2 separate regions of the Homo sapiens genome follow, and region 1 is linked to region 2. Evidence: chromatin loops called from intact Hi-C (ENCODE). Cell type or tissue: B cell. All regions are shown on one strand. Links, peaks and the distances in the headings refer to the core of each region. The heading gives the core; the rest is flanking DNA.

Region 1 (9,691 bases), core at 4,872-7,371, 51 kb before region 2:
AGCTTCCCTATCTGCAAGTGTGAATATCTCCTACTTCGCAGAGAGTGTCTGAGGAACGCTCAAACATGAAAACAGGTCAAGTCCTCAGCACAGTGGTTGGCAAGTACTCAAAAGATGTTAAAGTCTCCTCCAACCCTTTCCCTTTCTTGCCATGAGCCTATGAATGAAACTATCAGGTGAGATTTTTCATGCAAATATCACTTTTTATTTCATTTTATTTTGAGACAGGGTCTTTGTCACCCAGGCTGGAGTGCGGTGGCACAATTATGGCTCACTGCAGCCTCGAACTCCTGGGCTTGGCTTGAGTGATCCTCTTGCCTCAGCCTTCTGAGTAGCTGGAACTATAGCTGTGTGTCACCACACCTGGCTAGTTTTGTTGTTGTTGTTGTTTTTAATTTTACGTAGAGATGAGGTCTCACTGTGTTGCCCAGGCTGTTTTTTAATAAAGCAAGAATAGGATCACTTGGCACTAATAAATGTCACATGGAACATCTCTGTTCTTGTGAGGACACATATACAAGTCACCATTTATACCTGGATGTAACTATGGCTCAGAATTTTGCATCAATTGCAGCATTAACAAATGTGAACTACATCTTACTTCTGTCTACATGTGGAGTCATACAAAGAAGCAAAATGGTACAATGGTAAACAAGAAACACTCTTCTTTACTCTGTTAAAAAATAAATATCAAAAAAAGAGAAAGGAACAAAGCATGAAAGACTTTCTATGCCAGGGGAAAAATGAAAAGAAAAAACTAGTTAAAATAGTGCCAACTCAATTGACAGAAATTCCAGTTCTTTGAAATGCAAAGGAAAAAAAATCCCATTACTTTCCCCTTGCCTGTAAATAAATGAATCCTATATTATTTTGTGTAAAAGCTCCATAGTTAAATTGGGAACCTTGTTGTAGACATAGACAAATGTGGCCTCTGGATCCCGAGACCAAGATGAGCTTTGATTTGGCACCTGGATGCTGTCCTCTGAATGGCGGCTCAGTGCTGTTTTAAGCACTTGTATGTTTGAAAAACCAGGCTTCTAGGGACCCATGGCTAAGCATTCCTAGGTAAAAGATGGTGAAAGCAGCAGAATGCCAGGAGCTCCCCATGCACCCATCACACGCCTCTTGAAACTGCATTAGAGGGGAGAAGCAGCTGGGGGCCCCCCAACTGGTCCCTGGGTCTCACTCCCCCTGCACCTACTGCCTTGAACTACCACATAGTACATAAAATACATTCATACCCTTAAACTGAGGTGTAGAAAAAGTAACTAATTCATAAAAAGTACTTGAAAACATAGAAGAAAAGACACAATCTAGTAAAAGTGGTGCTAATACTTCGAAGAAAGCCATCACTACAAACACCTCTGTCACAGCTTGGTAGCAAAGAAGCTCAGGTTTGGGACACTGACCCATCTGAATTTTATGTACATGTTTTTGATGTGTAATTTCCTAAAGAATTACCTTGATCTTTGCAAATATCAATTTACTTTATTAACATGGTTAAGTGGTTTCCAAGCATTTTATACGGAAGGACTGTGTTTCTAATGGCCCAGAAGGAGAAGGCCTGACCATGTCCCTCCTCTATTTACACCCTTCAATGGCTCTCCATTGCCCTATAAAGTTCAAACTCTTTACTGCAGCCTCCAAGGCCCTGGATGGGCTGGGCCTGGCCTGCTTACCTCAGCTCATGCTCCTATCGGAGGCTGAACTACTCATATCTCCTGGAAAGCCCCCTTTGCCTACACCTAAGTCTTTGCAGATGCTGCTCTCTGCTCCCTGGTTTATCTAATTCTTCTATTTATCTACTAGGTTTCAGTGTGGGCATTCTCTTCCTCTGAGAAGCATTATTCTCAAGGCTAGGGTCAGCATCTCTCCTCCCAGAGCCTACAGCATCCCAAATTCACTACAATTACTTTATATTTTTCTGCATCTGGTCTACACACAATCCTGTGAAGGTGGATATTATATCACATTTGCCATTTTTATACAGAGCCCCTAGTATAAACATGGTGCCCCGTACACAGAAAGCTCTCAAAACTCTGTTGCAGAAAGGAATGTATATTGTGTCCCCACCACATGCCAGACACTGGGATATGCTGTCCATATACAGGACTCAGCTCTTAGGAAGAAAGCAAGATACAGAAAGATGTAGTATCATGGCTGGAGTTAGCACAGCAGGGAAGTGGTCAAGCAGGGGTTTGGAAGTACATTTGTCAAATTCTACAGAAGTGTCACTCCCAAGCCTGGTACCGTGCCTCTGCATTGCAGACCAGGAGAAAACGAGGCAGGCACAAACCAATTGTGTTGAAACTGTCTTTCCCTAGGACATGAGGATGATGATCCTGGGAACCCAAGAGCTCCTAAAACACAGTTTCAAAGCCATCAGCTTAACAATGGAAACGGCTTGAAGGCCACTAAAGAAGTAAAACCAGCAAGGATTGCTGACCTTTGTTGAGCTCTTTATGTGCAGGAACTGTGCTGGGCATCTGATAGGCATTATCTCACTGGATCCTCCCAGTGATCCCATAAGGGAGACACAGCCATTATCCTCAGTTTACAGGTGAGAAAATAGAGACTCAGAGGTCAATTACCTTGCCCACGATCAAGTAAGCAGGAAGTAGAGGTGTCACATTCTAACTGCTCTACTTCACTGCCCCTGTGTATGGGTGGAACTTCATTTACAAGCCACCGGATCCTCTGTCTGGAACTGTCATTGCTGTCACCTTTCCCTTCTCCTTCCTGACCATCCCACCACCAAGAAGGATAGAAAATACCTTCTGGATGCATCCCTCATGTCACTCTGAGGTCTGTACACAAAGCATTGTTTGTGAGGCTTGAGGAGGAAGGTCTTCATTTATCAAACAGGAGAAGCACCATCGACCAGACATGACCTGGCACCTGCTACCAGAGATGGCACAGAAGAGGGGCTGCATAAATGTCTCTTGAGCTAAATTGAGATCGCTTGAATGAAAGGACAGTCACTGTGGAATCTGGCCGTGTTTTGGGATTTCCTAGCTGCCAGCTAGCATGATCATTCTCTCCAAGAAGAAACTAGGTCTATGCCAATACCCTTGGCTATTCTGCTAACATGCCACTAGCCTCAGATTGCTTAAATGAGAGAGAAACTATAAACAGGCAGAAGGAGAGAGAAGAATGGCGATCAGGTATACACTTGTCACTTTGGGAGGAAGGCGGACTCTGTAAGGTGACTAGGTTATCATTTAATGGCATCCTGTAAGAGCATGAACCAGAATTAGGTCTTTCCCCAAAATAACCTTTTTAAAAATAACAATGCAAGTTTGTAATTTATATTTCTTTTTGTGCAACAAATTTGAGTGTCATAAAAATGGTTAAAAAGTCTTCCTATGGTAGCTTTTTCTAAACTTTTATGAACATCTGCCACATTCATTTGAAGTTTAAAAAATTCTGGCACATATGCAAAGGCATAATAAGGTGCCTATAGCTTTCAAGAAAAAATAACAAGACAGTCAAAAATAAGCCTTTTGCTGAATTGCCAGTAAGAAAACTAGTGTAGCGAGAGGAGATGGGCCTTCCTGAGCACCTTCCGTAAACGGCTTTCCTTTGGCCCCAGGTCTGAGCTACAGGTTCCTGCAAGAAACCGCAGAAGGAGTATCCCTTTCACCTGAAGGGTACAATCGAACTAGATAAGCCCCATCAGAAAGCACAACTAGAGCACTCGGAATCTGAGCTGAAATTCCAGGGAGGAGGTCAGGAGACTGAATTCTAAGATTCAGTAGTTCACGGCTGCCCTACACACTCAGGAAACACTTCTTTGTTCATAAAGTGTCTTGGCTGGTTTCAAGAGTGGGACAACTCCCATTTTTGTTTTTATTTTTGTGCTGACTACACAGGAGTTCAGCACAGCAAACTCCTCCCCAGCCTCCGTCAATCAGCAGGGCTAAGATCTATCTGGGCCAGTGCTTCCTAAGCCTTCTCCCTTAACGCCCTTCAAAGGCTGAGCAGAAGAGACCTGCACCCATTCATGTAAGTGCAAAACTCTGTCTCAAGTTTCAGCTGCAAAATGTACGCATATTTTACACTGCATGTTTTACTACAAAAGGCCTTATTTTAAATTACTTACAATTATATAAAAAGTAAAAAATTCACTTCCCGCACCTGTAAGTAAAATTATGGCATTGGGTTGCCTGAAAACAGTGATGCCTATTAGAGGGCTTCTAAATGTGCTCCCAATTACAGCTTTCCAAGCATTCACTCAACGCTTCTTTTCACAAAGCATTTGCTCAGAGAATATCACCTGTGTGGCATCCTGTTAGGTGCTGAGGACACCACAGTGAATGGGAACAGTCCTTGTTCCCAAAGAAGTCATGCTCCAGGGGATGATGGAGAGGAACAAGGAAGCAAACAGCTATTATTCAGAGCAAGAGGCACCATAAGTGAAAGAAGAAAACAGAGCAGGAGGACTTCTTGGAAGAGGTGGAGAAGGGCAGGGCTGATGCATGCAGAGGGTTGGGAATGTGGATATGTTTAGGGATCAGCAGGAGCACAAGCTAACATGGGTCAGTGACCAGCCAGAAGGCTTGACAGTAGTGGAGAGACTGTGCAGAACCCAGGGACTGTGTAGGGGAGGCTGGAAGGCTCCTCCTCAAGTATTATGTAGCCCATGGTTATCAAGTGACCAGCTGGAGGGCAACCCATGCAATGTTGTGACTATGCACTGAACTTTATATTCATCTCCATACCTCCAGGACCTAGCAAAATGCTTGGAACATAAGAGACCCTCATGTTGTTTATCAAATGAATAAGGCTTTTGCAAGAATCCAAGAAAGCAAAGTGTCAATGAAGGCAGTGAGGAAAGAACAGGGCGAGAGACGTTTTGGAGCTTTGTGAGTATTTAGAGAGGATGAGGAAGAAGAGCATTCAGCCATGATCAGTGTGTTCCACTTAGGTGCCATTGAAGGCAGTAGTGCCATTCACAGGGACCAGGAACAGTGGAAGGGGAGTGGAGTGGCTTAGAGAGAGAGAGAGAGACACAGAGAGAGAGACACACACACACACACACACACACACACACACAGAGAGAGAGAGAGAGAGAGAGAGAGAGTGTGTGTGTGTGTGTGTGTGTGTGTGTGTGTGCAGACAATAAATTGTTTGGGGAAGACTGGGGGAGACATCCGTAGTACATCCAGGTGAAATCCAACTGGCACTTTAAACTTTGGACCTGAAGCTCAGAGAGAGGCAGACCAGCATTAGAACCCCAGCTGAGTCATTGACATTGACCTGGTAGCTGAAGCAAGAGGCCTTAAACAAGGTGACTAGAGGGCACATAGAAAAGAAGAGAAAGACAAAACTAGAAACTTGGAGAATGCTGAGGCGCTGGGACATAAAAAGGAATCTGAAAAAGCCTGTGCTGGAGCAGTCTGGAAGGCAGGAGGAGAGGCAAGCGGGAGGGAACTGTGGACTCCGATAGACCAAATAGTCGTTATATTAGTGTTTCAAACTCTACAGCAATTGGCACTAACGGTCCATTGGTAAGTATTTACTTTGAATTTCAATTTTTCATACGGGAGCTTTGAATAGACCCCCAAACTTGACAAACAAAGGTAAAACACAGAAGAAATCTCTTCAATCTGATCTAAATACATCATCCCAGATAGTCCATAAACTGTGTACTGTATGTGCTTAGGGCTGGGTGATGACAAGGAGGAACTGTTAACAGAATGTAGGAGCCACATGGCCGGCCTGTCAAATTAGAAATTTGAGCAGATTTCTGTGGTCTATTTTGATCAAGATTCTCAATGTCAAACAAACAGGTTTTTCGATAACCAACTTCTTTCATTTTCGTAAGCACAATAGCACAGTGTGCAACAGTTAGTGAAGCAGGTGGTCCTCGTCGACGTGAAATGAAGGGAACAGAAGAAGAGAAGTAGCACTTCCTTCAAGACATGCAAAGCACCACCGCAGACGGACATGGCTGTAGATTTTCCCTCTGAGAGCTTATCTCCTGTGCAACACAGGCAAGCACCCTCCCCACGCCTCATTTTGCTCTAGTACAAATTAAAACTCTCTCCTGAGGAGGAAAGGGCTTAGGGTACATGTCTACAAACTAATGACACTTACAAAAGCACAGAAAAGTCCTTTAAAAGAATTGCTATCTAATTGGTACAGCCATACAGAAAGCAATCTGGCATCCGATGCATAGCTTTGACCAAGCATTTCTACTTTAGGGGTTCTATGCTAGGGAAATGAGGCAAAATGCAGATAAAGCCTTATGCATAAAGATGTTCACTGAAATGCTATTTATAATAGTGAAAAATTATAAACAACCTCAGTGTCCAACAGTAGGAAAACAGTTACGTTGTGGTATATCCAAATAGTGGGAATGATAGGTGGCAAATTAAAAATTATTACTGAGAGTAGATAAAAACATGTAGAGATTCCCAAGCCATGTTAATTAAAATAAAGACACAAAATTATAAAGTATATCAATTATACATATTTATACAAAACATATATTTAGAGACTAAAGACCAAGAGGGAGATTAGTAAAATGCTAACAATGGTTCAATCTGGAATAATGGCATTGTGCATAATTTTAATTTCCTTCTTCATGATTCTATATACATTTTATATCACATTTACTACAATGAAGAATGCAATATTGCTATAGCGATTAGAACAAACATTTTGAAAAGCAAATCATTTCCCTTCCCTCGTTCAAACCCTTAAAGAACCCTTTCCTCCTGCCTCCTTGACTCTCATTCCCTCAACCCATGAAAATCCACAGTCTCTCGGCAAAGTGGGAAAACCCTGAAAACAGAGCCCAGTGCACGGCGTCCAAACCGAACGCTCAGCTCTGTACGCTGGGAGGTGCTGCTTCAGCATGCTCCCACGTGCAGAGCTGTGACTGCTGAGACTGGGTCTCTCCACCGCCACACAATGAAACAAAGCCCCAGGTAGAGCCATCTGGGGAGGAAAGAAGCCAACTTACCTCCATTAAACTTAAATGGATTCCTATGAGGTAGGGCATGGGAGCACTGTGAAGAGAAACAGAGACACACAGCTGCTTTAATGTCTGTTGCTTCTGACAGAAAATTACAGATGGTTCACTATTTGGAGAAAAACTGTTTTAATAAACGTATGCATAGTTACATTTCCTTTCACAACAAAAATCCTAATATGACATTTTGTTCCCAAGCCTAGAAACTTCAGAAGAATTTCAAAACGTGGGCAGCATTGGAAACAGCATGGGTAGCAGGAAGAGCATCAACCTTGATATTAGCCCCTAAAGAGCGGCTCTGCAACTGCACAGCCTCAGTTGCCTTATCTTTAAAATGGAATCCTGGATTCCAGCCAGCACGTTGTTACTAGAATCAAAGAAAATATACGTTAAATGATCAGCAGAGTTCTAATACAGATGGGAACGATTATTGCCATGATTACAACAGAAAAAGCAGTTAAGGTTGGATGAAGGGCATAATGTGTTTCAAAGAAGAATATTTTGTATTTGCTGCTTCCTCTGTCATCAAGAGATGTGATCTAACTGTCCATTCTGATTGGACAAAGTACTTGGAGAGCTGCCAGCAAGCATCTCCTCCCCAGTTGCACACATGCCATCCCATGACACTATAATTCAGAAAGCCTCTGCCAACTGCTTCATTCACGGAGCCACGGGTTGCCTAAGTCAGTGACTGAGCAAAGGCATGAGAACTAAACTCCAATGGGTTTAAAACCTGGGCATTTTGGATACACCGGTCCTGCCGTTGATTTCAGGGGTCGGTGTGTATGTGTGTGTGTGTATACATTATCATTTATGTTACCTACCAATAACAAATGTGCTAGACATTATATGAGGAACTTTAAATTCATCTATTCTAATCCACATAACAACTTTGCAATACCCATAGATACAATACCCATTTTACAGAGAAGGGACTAGGCCTAAAGAGGTTAGTTAAATCACTTACCTAATACCACAAAACAAAGTCAGTGGTAGACCTGGGATTTGATTCCCAAGTATGCATTTCTTCCTTTGTGCCACACTGACTTTGTAATATAGAACCTGAAATCCCCAAGCTCACTCCCCATGCAATGCTTTCCTTTGGGTTAGGGGAAGGAGGTCAAGGGATAGCGAGGAAGGGTGTGATTGGCAACTTTTCCATCTGTCTCTGTAGTATGGGATATAGTCTATGAAATGTGCAGATGGTATTTTGTGAACCTAGAGAAAAGACACCTGACTCAGACTGGGGTGAACAGGTACTTTTCTTCTGGGGCAGCTGGTAGAGTAGAGGTGGATGGACAAGAATGGCTCTTTGGGGACAAAGTTGGAGAAACAAGGAGTGGTAAGTAATGAGACAGGAGAGGTTTGCTTCCAACTGAATACTAAGGAGTTTAGGCTTTATCCTGAAAGCAATGGATAGGCAAGGGAGGTTTCTAAACATCACATGTATATTTTTAAATTGCTCAAACATTTAAAAATAAGAAAGGACACAATTCCCTCATTACCATTCAACAAATAAAATTCAAGCAAAAATCCTTTCTTTCCCCAGAATATAAAATGTCCTCCTTACTACAGATCTCAGCAGTAATATAATATGTCTTGGGAACATGTAAAACAGACTTGAATATTAGCAGCTCAGTTTGCTAACTATTCTAGAAGACTTTTGTATTTGATAATAGCTAAAGAAAGAACTATACACACAATTGCAGTGAAAGTGGAGTTGTCTTTTCTTCTTCTTCTTCTTCTTTTTTTTAGGTATCTGCTGTGTGTATTCAGCTTCTCTTTGCTTCTAGGGGCAAGGAAATGCCCTGTGATATTTTTTTTCCCCTTAAACTGTAAACCATTAGTTTAGCTGCCAGCTACACAAATGCTCAAACTTCCCAGTGTGCCTGGCTCTGCTGTCCAAGCTTTTTCCAGTGTACACTGAAATGAATGTGTTTCTAATTAAGTAGCTTCAGGAACACGACAGCTTCAATGTCAAAAATACAAAGTCTGAACCCTGGCAGGAAGTCTTAAGACTGCAAATGTCTCATCTAGTGGAACCTTGCCTAATGTAATGAAAGGAAGCAGGAAGAGTACAAATTCCAGAAAAATGGCCACTTATTAATGTGACCAGAAGCACAGCCTAACACATAGAAGGGAGAAAGCACAAATCCATAATATTTAACTAAATCTTATCACCCTTCCCATCTCCTACATTTAATCATGCAATTGACCAGTGACCATGGGTTTTAACCAGAATTGTAGAACTGAAATTCCAACAAATGAGTTAATATACAGAAAAAGACATTCAAACGGTTGAAAATAAATATGTATAGCAAAACCCCTCTGTATAACTTAACCATAGGATCTTATGTATGTAGACTTTAATGCTACACCCTTTTGTCCTACAATAAAAATCAATGATACCCTGAAAGGAAAAAGGGACCTCATGGAAGAGACTGAAGAGGCAAGAAAGGGCAAAATGGAACTCATTCTTCAAGTATCTTTAGATAGGCATTTTTTAAAGCCCAATAATTATCCAAAGAGTAATTATGGCCTATCGCAGAAATGTAGTTTTCTTAGCCAAGTATTGTTAGAACTGCAACAGCTCTGTATTTAGAAAATATTTAAAACACATTTATTCTGAAATCATAGCAGCTCCATGTTTTGTATGAATGCAAATTTGGACAAATACCTTTTACATTGTCATCATTTACGTATCAAGCCTCA
Region 2 (9,691 bases), core at 3,219-5,718:
GGGTGGGAGTGGGTGGGAGTGCCAACAGCCCTGGGAACCTCGCTCAGCCGTGGGAGCACCTGTGGGGCAGAGCGGGGCCCCAGGAGCAGCTGCAGGGAGCACTCGCAGTTCCCATCAAGCCTCAGTTCAGAAGCACGCCCCATGGAGTCAGGAATCTCCCTCCCCCAGCCACACCAATCCTTACTCTCTCAGGCCTGCCATGTCCTGAGAGACAATTGAGTGAAATACCTGGAAATTGTAATTACTCCTGCTGTGTCCTCTGCCTCGAATGCCCCACTCTTCCTTGAGGACACCCGCTTACTTTTCAAGGCCCAGCTCCAATGTCACCTCCTCCCGGGAGACTTCCTCAATTCATTTGTCAAGTTCTCCTGTATGCTTCCATTGTCCCCATCTTACAGTAACTCAGTTTTAAGTATGTTTTTGCCACGAGACGGGGTCCTGTTAGGTGAAGCTGCTTCTCCCATCATCCAGCAGTTTGATGACAGCAAGCTCGGTGCACGGAGGAAGCAATGGCTGAGGGTGCTGGTCCCTCACTCAGGCGAGAACAGTGCAGTGAGGAATGCACCAGCCCAGAAGATGGACCAGGTGGGACATTAGGAAGAACGTAGCATGTGACTCCAGAAAACCTGGCTCTGAGCCAGATGAAGCAATTGATTACTCAGTAATGGTGAAGAACCCGCAGAAAAAGAACTGCCACTGGAAGCTACACAAAGACCGGTAAGTAACTGGGAATGGCGGAGGGAGGGAGGGGTGACTTTTCATGGTAGCTGTGGCTACATGTATTAAAAATGTAAATAAATTAGTGGTTTATCAGGTAACTGGGGTGAGGGCTGTACACAGAAGCATGTGTTCATTTCACAGCCAGGCCAAGCATATTTCTCCGATGGGTAAGATCAGAGGATAGAAGGGAGGACTTCCGCGGCAGGCTGTCCTCAGTCAAGACTACAGCCAGAACACGTTATGAGCTTCTGCTGATAAAAGACACAAGATAAGCCACTCTCCCAGCACTTTGCTTCTCCTGCAGACTAAATCCTCATCCTCTCATTTCTATCTCCTATAATCAGGCAATCAACACACACTTATTTAACTCCTACTATGTGCCTAGCACCCTCCTGGGAGCTAGGCCTGCAGAGATAAACTAACTGTGATCTCCATCTTCCTGCTTACTCTGGGGTGGGAGGGACATTAGACTCAGAAATCCAGTATGCAACATACCGTGGTTGAGGCTACACTCCAGGCATGGCTGAGAAGCCTCACTCCCCTTGACGGATATGCAGGGGAAGGCTGGAGAAAGTGTGACAGAGAAGACATTTGGTCTGGGCCTCCAAACAGGGGTTCACTCAGTGGACCAGGGAAGAAGCATATTCCAGGCAGAGGCAAAGACAGGGTGGGGAGAGGAGCGCACACGCAGGGAAGAGAGTGAGAGGCAGGGCGGGGAGGGAGAGCAGGGGGCAGGGGAGCTAGGGACAGGGCAGTGCTGAAGGATCCTGACATGACCCTATTTGTGTTTCAGAAAAATCTTCCTAGAGACTCTGTGGAGGACAGATAAGAGGGCAAACAGGAGGCAGGACAGTCAACTAACAGGCTGCTGCCATATTCTGGGAAAGAAATGATTAAAATATACATTAGAAAACCAATTCAGACAAAAGCTTTGGGTGTAGATGTCAGGGATATCCATAAAGTAGAATCACAGGACTTGACGATGAATTAGACTTGGGGAGGGAAGGAGAAAAAAATCTCAAGTGACCCCTGGACTTCTAGATTACTATGCACCATACTAGTCTACTTGCCCAAATAGGTTTTTAAAGGGAGAGTCCATTCTTTTAATAAAGGATAAATCCTCCTTCTAAAGCACCATAATTTCTGTCAAACATGGTGTCCCTGGCCACCTCTTCCTAGGCTTAGTGTCCTGGGCTGTAATGCCACCATGGCTGAGCCTAAGTAACCACTTTCTTCATTCTCTGCCAATTACTTCTCTGTGTGACTCACCTACTTGGAAAGGAAAACCTTGCTTCAAGGACTAGTTCCCAGTTTCTGTGCTCAAAAGGTCTCGGTTTTCTTAGTGCCAGTAAGTTTTTAGGCTTGAGGATATTCCTTTCCTACTCATGGAGTTTAAACATTATTTCAGTTACACATACATTTATGTCCCCATGAGCATGTGCCTCTCCACCTAGCATCTCTTCTGGCCACACTCTCTAGGGCTGGGTAGCACAGCTACAAAGCTATCCCCCACCCAGGCTGGAAAGGGCTCAAATCTGAGGAAGGTCTCTGGACAGAGCAGCCTGCAAGGTGCACTTCAGAAGAAGCCTGCAACGCACAAGCTCCTTAGACTCTTGGCTCCCACTTCTCATCTCTGCAAAGAAACGTTGGTAAGCGTCAGGTCAAGTGCGAACCCCCTGTGGCTCTAAATCCAGACAAAGAGAAAGGGAATGGCACCTGGCAAAACCCCCATCCTCCCAGGAGAAGCCTTATAATGGCTGCTCCCTTCTAGCTGTCCCTGCTGGCTCCTGCACCAATCCAGGTGGCTGGGGACTTGAGGCTCACTGTGATCCATGCCTGAGGTTACGAAGCAGGTGGGGGTGGTGGCGATGGGGGGAGTTGGAGTGGGGTGGGGATGGGAGGGGATATAGTGGGGCTTAGAGAGAAAGCGTCTTAGGTTCAATACCTTAGGGAAATGAGATAATCCTCAAACCAAAGAACTGACTCTAAGCTGGGTACTCCTTGGAGCCTTCGAAACAGATGCTAGTCCGCCCCACTGTCTGTCATTTTATTAGTCTTTGTGACTTTCCACTTCATACATGGTACACATGATAAAGACCTACTGTCTTGTGTCTGAAGGCAGCTTCCAAGGCAAGAGGCTTGGTTTTGTCAGTGGGTCTTGTTTACTGAAATAACTCCTATTCAAATTATTTTACCATAATAAAAATTTTTAAAACCCTCAACTGATTTTTTTTTTTTAAGAATTTAGGTAACCTTAGTTGGGAGGGATTCTTTAAAGGGAATTATAAATTTGGATTATAAAACAATCTGCTTAAGAAAGAATCCCAGAAATTCACATAAGCAATCAAATCAGAGAAGAGTATTCTAGAAAGGAAAGCAGAGTTTACTCAGAGGTCAACTTTCATCCCTCCATGTGAATAGAAAAACCATTAGAATAAACAATTACCTGACAACTCTTAAGAGCAACAATGGAATTCTCTATAATCGCAGTTCTTGATAATAGGTCTTCTACTACCACTTCAACTTTGTTTATGTTTGAAAGTCATGATGAGTTCATAAATCTTTTCTATATCATGGCGCATCTTTTGACAAAGTGGAGTCTGGGCAATGTTATATGTAACTGTCCATTCTAACTGCTTTCCTCGCATCATTAACCACTTGGTATGACACCAACGAGATAATTAAGACAGGTTTGTTTAATATTCCAAATGAAGGTCTATATGATTATCCATTAATCAAAAGTAAACTTCAAAACCTGGACACTAAAAAAAAATCCTTTATATAGCTGGTTTACAATGTAATTATTACTACATAACTGTTCATGATCTGTGACTTTTTTTTAAATGCAGGTCAACTGTTTAAAATTTATAAAGATTTATGCTCATTTAATTATTGCCTGCATAAAATTCACTCCTACATGTGTTATCTTGATAGACAGAGAAAACCCTGATGAGCAATTACAGAGTGATAGTTTTTCAGTGAAAAGAAAGAAAATATTTTTACAAAGAAATTGTAGAAATAATGAGAATTAACTTCAATGGGGATCTGAAAGGGAAAAGAATTAATTTTTTAAGTTTGCTTTTCATTAATGTCTTGCAGACAAATTGGCCCAAAAGCCAACTGAAAGGAATTGTTCTTTTTTCTTCTCCTGGGGGTGGCTACATGTTCATTCATTCATTCAGTCATTCGTTCAGTCAATAAATACATATTGGGCATCTATTCTGTTCTGGGTACAGTGCTACTGTGAAAAAAAATACTGATCCCTGTCCTTAGAGAAGGAGAGAGGACATTTTACCAAACGTTCATTCAATTAATTATATAACTTACACATATGATGAGCAATTTCTTAGATGGGCAGAGAGAGCCACGGAGCCAGGGCCCAGACCAGGCAGCATCTCAATGCTCAGATCATACCCACTGAAGGGTGAATCCTGGTTTTAGCACTTCCTGGTTTGGCAAGTTACCTCACTTCTCTGGGCTTCATTTCCTCTCCAGAACAGAGATAACAACCATACTATAAGGCTGTTGTGAAGATTTCATAACATAACAAACAGTGCCCGATCTGATCCACAGTGGATGCTCAATAAATACCAGCTCCTTCCTCTCTTTTTGCACACTAACACTTCTCTGAAGCTGTCCAGGAGAACAGGATTATCTGGTGATAGAACATTATTAAGTTCCACATCCCAAAGCCTATTTATCCTTTTTGTTGCTTATGTTCCTTAGAGGAGATAATCAATAAATATTTACAAACCATCTATATTACAGGCAGCGGAGCCCTGGGCTCCATCTGCCACACCAGTTCCAAGCTTCAGACATTCTGGTGTGAAAAGGGCCTGCTAAGACACTTTCAAGGCCCCATGAAATATATGCCCCATAAAAGGAAGAGAATTAATCTCCATAACCATGAATATGAAAAAAATCTAGAAAAGATGTGCTCCAAGAATAATGTTCTTCAGCCCTCAGCCACAACTCAGATCTCAAGGGAGGTTAAGACTAGAATTCTGGGAGAGCCAAGAAAAGGAGAAAAAGAAACAGACCATTGAAAGCAGCATCTCCATCAAACCAGACATTGTCCTTGGAACGCTACATTTAATACTTCATGAGTTTCTCACATTTTCCTTTTGTAGATAAGGACCTAGAGGCTCCAAGAGTATAAGTACATTGCCCCAAAGTCCCAGGGTAGCAAAGCCCAGAGTCTGGTTGTCTCTAAAATTCATGTTCTTTCCACTACACCAGATCATAAAGGATTAACAACCCCACAGTTACTGCTTGTTTCAATTTGCAATGCAGCAATTTAGTAATTTTAAATTAATCCTTGAAAAATCATCAAGAGATTAATATGCAAATTTCAACACTGCTAGAGCTCAACAGTGATTCTGTGTCAAAAACCACATAAATTGGTCCTACAAAAGTTCAGATTCTCCTTAGAGGAAAGGCTTTCCTGCTTCATTTTGTAATTTGCTATATATTTAAAAAAACATTTCTTTTCTTTTTTTCCTCATGAATAGAACACATCAATTCCAGGGAGGCAGTGGGGTACAACAGGAACAAAAGCTTACAAACCTGGGTCGCTACACTGTGCTTACGAGCAGACCTTGCCACCTCAGCTCTGTGAGCTCTGGGCTCCCTGTCTAAAACGGGGCTCAGGTCTACCCCTTTCGGAGTAGCTCTAAGGATTAAAGTGGAAGCATGTACGGTAGGAGTCTGGCAGATTGGTATCACCATTCTGCTTAGAAACAAACAACGCTAGCCTTTTACTGGTTTGCAAAGGAGGATTTAGGGACAATGGGTCATGCACAGGGAATTGGTTCATTAGTAGCAAAACCAGCAGAAGGAATGTAAATTTTTAAAATAGTGGGGGCAGGAGAGGTAGCATACAGTGCAGACAGGCTTTGGAGGTAAGGCTATGAGAAGACTTAAAAAAAAAAACTTCCTAATCTCAATTGTGGTTTTGAAAAATTAGAAATGATCAGAATTTCCAAGTACCTTAAAATGAAGTTCTTAAGAAATTATTTATTCTTAAAAGAAAAAAAAAATTTTTTAATGAACCTAACCTAGGCAATCATTTTTATCATAACATTATTTATAGAAAATGTAAATGTCTATTAGTAGGAAAAGCACAGTTAAAACAGTTAAATACAGTGAATTAAACATACATTTATCTTTTCTCTCTCCTGATACCAGCCTCCCAGAAAAAGTCAAAGTAAAAGAATTTTAAAAGGCACAAACGCCAAAAAACAGGAGAAGAATTAGTAATGGAACAAAGAGATCAAATTTTTGAAAGCCAAAAAGCAGATGTGACTAACGAAGTGGTTTTCAAGCTGGGGCCATTAGTCCCCCAGGGGATATTTGGCAATGCCTGGGGACATTTTTGGTTGTCACAGCTGGAGGGGAATGTGCTACCATCATATAGTGAGTAGAGCCCAGAGATGCTTGCTAAATATCCTACGATGTATAAAACAGCCCCATTCAACAAAGAATGATCTGGCCCAAGCTGACAAGCATGCGACTGAGGTTGAGAAGGAAAGCTTAAAGCTACGGATAAGGTGGGCAGGCACAGCACCGAGCATTCAGCCCAACTCATAGCACAAAAAGAATTCCAAAAAGGAACTGGAGACACCCAGAATCTCTGAAGGCTAGGAGACGGGGTGCAAATAAAAATAGGAGTAATTCAATCCCAAGGATCTCCTCTCCCAGCTCAATGAGCTAGTTAACAGACTTTCCCACACCTCTCCAGAGGAATATGTGTTTACTTTCTAGAAGAACTGAACCAGAAAGGCCTGGTGACACCAGGTACAGTTGAGGACGGGCAATAAAGCCTTTGACAGGCAATAAAGGCTTACACTGAAAATGAGTACTAAACGAAGGTATACATATTAGATGCTGACATGTCATAACCTACCATTCCTACTCAGCTTCCAGAACACTGATAATAAAGCATACACTACCTAGGCAAAGAAAACAGACCAACTCCAAAGAAAAAGATTCTGATACTGATATTTGAGAGGCCACTGCCCCCAAAATAGCCACACTAGTTCCAAGCTCCAGAAATGACTGACAGAGCATTCAGCCAGCTTTTTAGTGCCTCACTCTTAAATGTGACGGGGCAGCCATTTGAGGAAAGGCTCTACAGTGAAAGTTAAGGAATAAAACAAACAGAAGATAGGAATGTTGAGCAGGAAAATAATACGAGGAGAAGAACACTTTTTAAAATCTATAAATAACAGTCTCACAGATGAGTGAAAATATTAATATAATGGCAGAAGTAAATTTCCAAAGATGGAAAGATTTGCTGAAGAAAGTAGAGAGAAAACGAAAAGAGAGAGATGGAAAATAGGAGAGAAAAAACAAGAAAATTAGAGGATCAGCACAGGATATTTTAACATTCTATCATAGAGGCCCCAGAGAAAGAAAGAAAAATGAAGAATATTTTTTCAAAGAAATAATGTAAGAAAAGTTCTCAGCTCTAAAGGACATGAGTTTCCATATTAAATGGAACCACCAAGTGCCCAGCACAATAGATGAAAACAGGCCCGTAGCAAGGCGCATCACTGCAATTTCAGGATACCAGGAGGGACCACCAAAGGATGGTTACAATAAGTAAATCACAGGAATCGGAATGGCTGAGACTTCTTAGTTGCAACAGCAAAGCTAGAAGTCAGTGGAGAAACATCTTCAAAGTTGGGAAGATAGAGTAATTTCCAACCTAGAGTTCTATACCCAGTCAAACTATCAAAAGAAGAATAAAGAGGCTGGACTCACACTTGTAATTCCAGCACTTTGGGAGGCCAAGGCAGGTGGATCAATTGAGGTCAGGAGTTCAAGACCAGCCTGGCCAACATGGTGAAACCCCATCTGTACTAAAATGTACAAAAATTAGCCAGGTGTGGTGGTGTGTACCTGTAGCCACAACTATTTGGGAGGCTGAGACAGGACAATCGCTTGAGCCCAGGAGGTGGAGTTTGCAGTGAGCCGAGATTGTGCCACTGCACTCCAGCCTGAATGACAGAGCGAGACTGTCTCAAAAAAAGAAGAAGAGAGTTATTTTTAGTCATGCTAGGTCTAAAAATGTTGCCTCTAACAAGCACTTTCTCAAGAAAACTACTGGCGCATGTCTCACCAAAATGAGGGAGTGAAATCAAGAATGAGGAAGATGTGAAACCCAAGAATGCTTACGTGACAAAAAGTTGTATAAGAAAGGAAAGGTAATCTACTAACTACTTCAGTATGCTCATTAAAATGTAAACATTAACTTCTGATTTAATGTAAAAATTTTCTAAAGGTATAGAAAGAATGGGAGAGGGGAAATATGTGACTGAGAGAACGTTATTCTGTGTGTTTCGGGGTGGGGAGTGTTATAGGTGGTAAAAGACCAAAACTCTCATCTTCTATAGGAAAATCAATAAGTGATATCTGTAACAGAAAAAAAATAAGATTTAGCAATATGAATAAGTTACTCAAAAATACAGAGGGAAACACAGCTGCTAAAAACTTGAAAGTAGCTGGGCAACTTGAAAATTGCTGGTTTTCATCAACAACTATGTAGTACTACATGTTTTTAAGCCATTAATATGCATTACTTTCATAAGAGTAAAAATACCACTAAATAAGTATGTCATTAAAAAGGAAGAAGTAGGTAGATATGAACACTTTTTAGAATACATTAAACTAAAAAATGAGTTGCTAAACAAGTATGAATAGAATCATATTTATGTTTAAAAACCATCTACAACACACACAGGCCACATCCCTAAGGTACTTGTTTAGTGTCCTCATTGTCATTAATTTCTAAATAATAACTAATTTCAATTTGTATCATCTTTGATCCAACTGCTATTTCAAATAGATGAATATTTTTAAACCTTTAATTAATTTATTATTATAGTTTTCGTTCACCGCCATAAAAGAGTGACCTGTGAGAGTTTAGTATGCTCTATTTTGAAATTTTTGGTGTGATTTAGTACATGATCAATTCTTATAAATGTCCCATGGCATTTTAAAATAATCCTTCAGTAGCCTCCTTCATAGCTACACATAACACTAAATTCCTAGAGAAAGGTTTCATCAAACACTGGAGGGAGAGTGGGATTGGGGTTGGAGGGAGAGTGGGATTGGGGTTGGAGGGGGTGGTGGTAATGGGGGCCTTTCATTTTTTTCTCTATGTATCAGTATTAATCTTTTACAACAAAATATTTGTAAAGAATTTTTAATGACACAGGTAAATGTTCAGCGTACATTGTTACAAGAAAAACAGATATAAAGTGTGTACATTTTGTGTGCTTTTAAAAATGTAAGTTTTGAAACTTAACAACAAAAAAAAAAAACCAAAAGAATACTTCTGTCTCAAACAAAGTATTACTCAACCCCCAGTGTAAGCAGTGGAAACTAACCTGCTCTGAATAAAATAGGAGCAGGGATCTAGTGCTCTGATCAGTTAGCCATCTACCTCTGTGAGGCCTTCCAGGGCTGCCAAAGCAACACTGGGGTTCCCGGTTGCACACTTTGAAAACTACATGTCATAAAAAGGAAGGATGAAAAAACTCAGAAACAGATCTCTGAGATGGGAGATTATGCCTGATTTTTCTTTTGCTGTTGTGTGATACACATACATACATACCTTTCCTATGATTTGGTACTGTTTAAGTAATAATTATCTGTTCCTGAAACACCTTAACCACCTAAACCTGATAGATTTTTTTGAAGGATGGAGATTGAAATAGAGCTTTATTAATCTTTTCAAGTTATAATTCTATATTCATATTGCCTATTTCTCAGGCCAACTATCATTTGTCTTTTTCTAGAAAATTTTCTCTTTTCACAATCTTTAAATTTATTGAATAAGTTTAAAATTTTATTCTTTTCACAAATTCAGTTTTTAAAAACTACTATTTTTCAATTTTACTTTAACAATATTCCCTAATAAATTAAATTATAATTTCTTTTTCTAGTTTTGGTTATTTATTACTAT

Evidence for each region. Hi-C counts contacts between places; a loop is a spot of excess contacts. Peaks named below come from ENCODE experiments on the same cell type or tissue, not always from the same donor. Only the 100,000 strongest peaks of a DNase experiment are listed, where the experiment ranks them.
Region 1: a loop joins it to region 2, with 6 times the contacts of the local background. A loop is called at or near these places in 2 of 110 quality-filtered maps.

Annotation. Positions count from the first base shown.
Region 1 is chr9:123,602,466-123,612,156 of GRCh38, forward strand. It overlaps DENND1A (DENN domain containing 1A), which reads right to left. Exons shown (of 24, transcript NM_001352964.2): 11 at 6,971-7,016. Among named protein-coding and RNA genes, the nearest start is that of MIR7150, 120 kb to the left of the region's middle. RefSeq lists enhancers at 5,805-5,934, 5,995-6,044. In B cell, for the core only: no CTCF peak of the experiment used is centred there; a DNase peak (open chromatin) is centred at 5,886; H3K4me3 peaks cover 872 bases; H3K27ac peaks cover 1,357 bases.
Region 2 is chr9:123,654,815-123,664,505 of GRCh38, forward strand. All of the region lies in intron 8 of DENND1A (DENN domain containing 1A), which reads right to left. Among named protein-coding and RNA genes, the nearest start is that of MIR7150, 170 kb to the left of the region's middle. RefSeq lists an enhancer at 54-554. In B cell, for the core only: no CTCF peak of the experiment used is centred there; a DNase peak (open chromatin) is centred at 4,167; H3K4me3 peaks cover 773 bases; H3K27ac peaks cover 1,439 bases.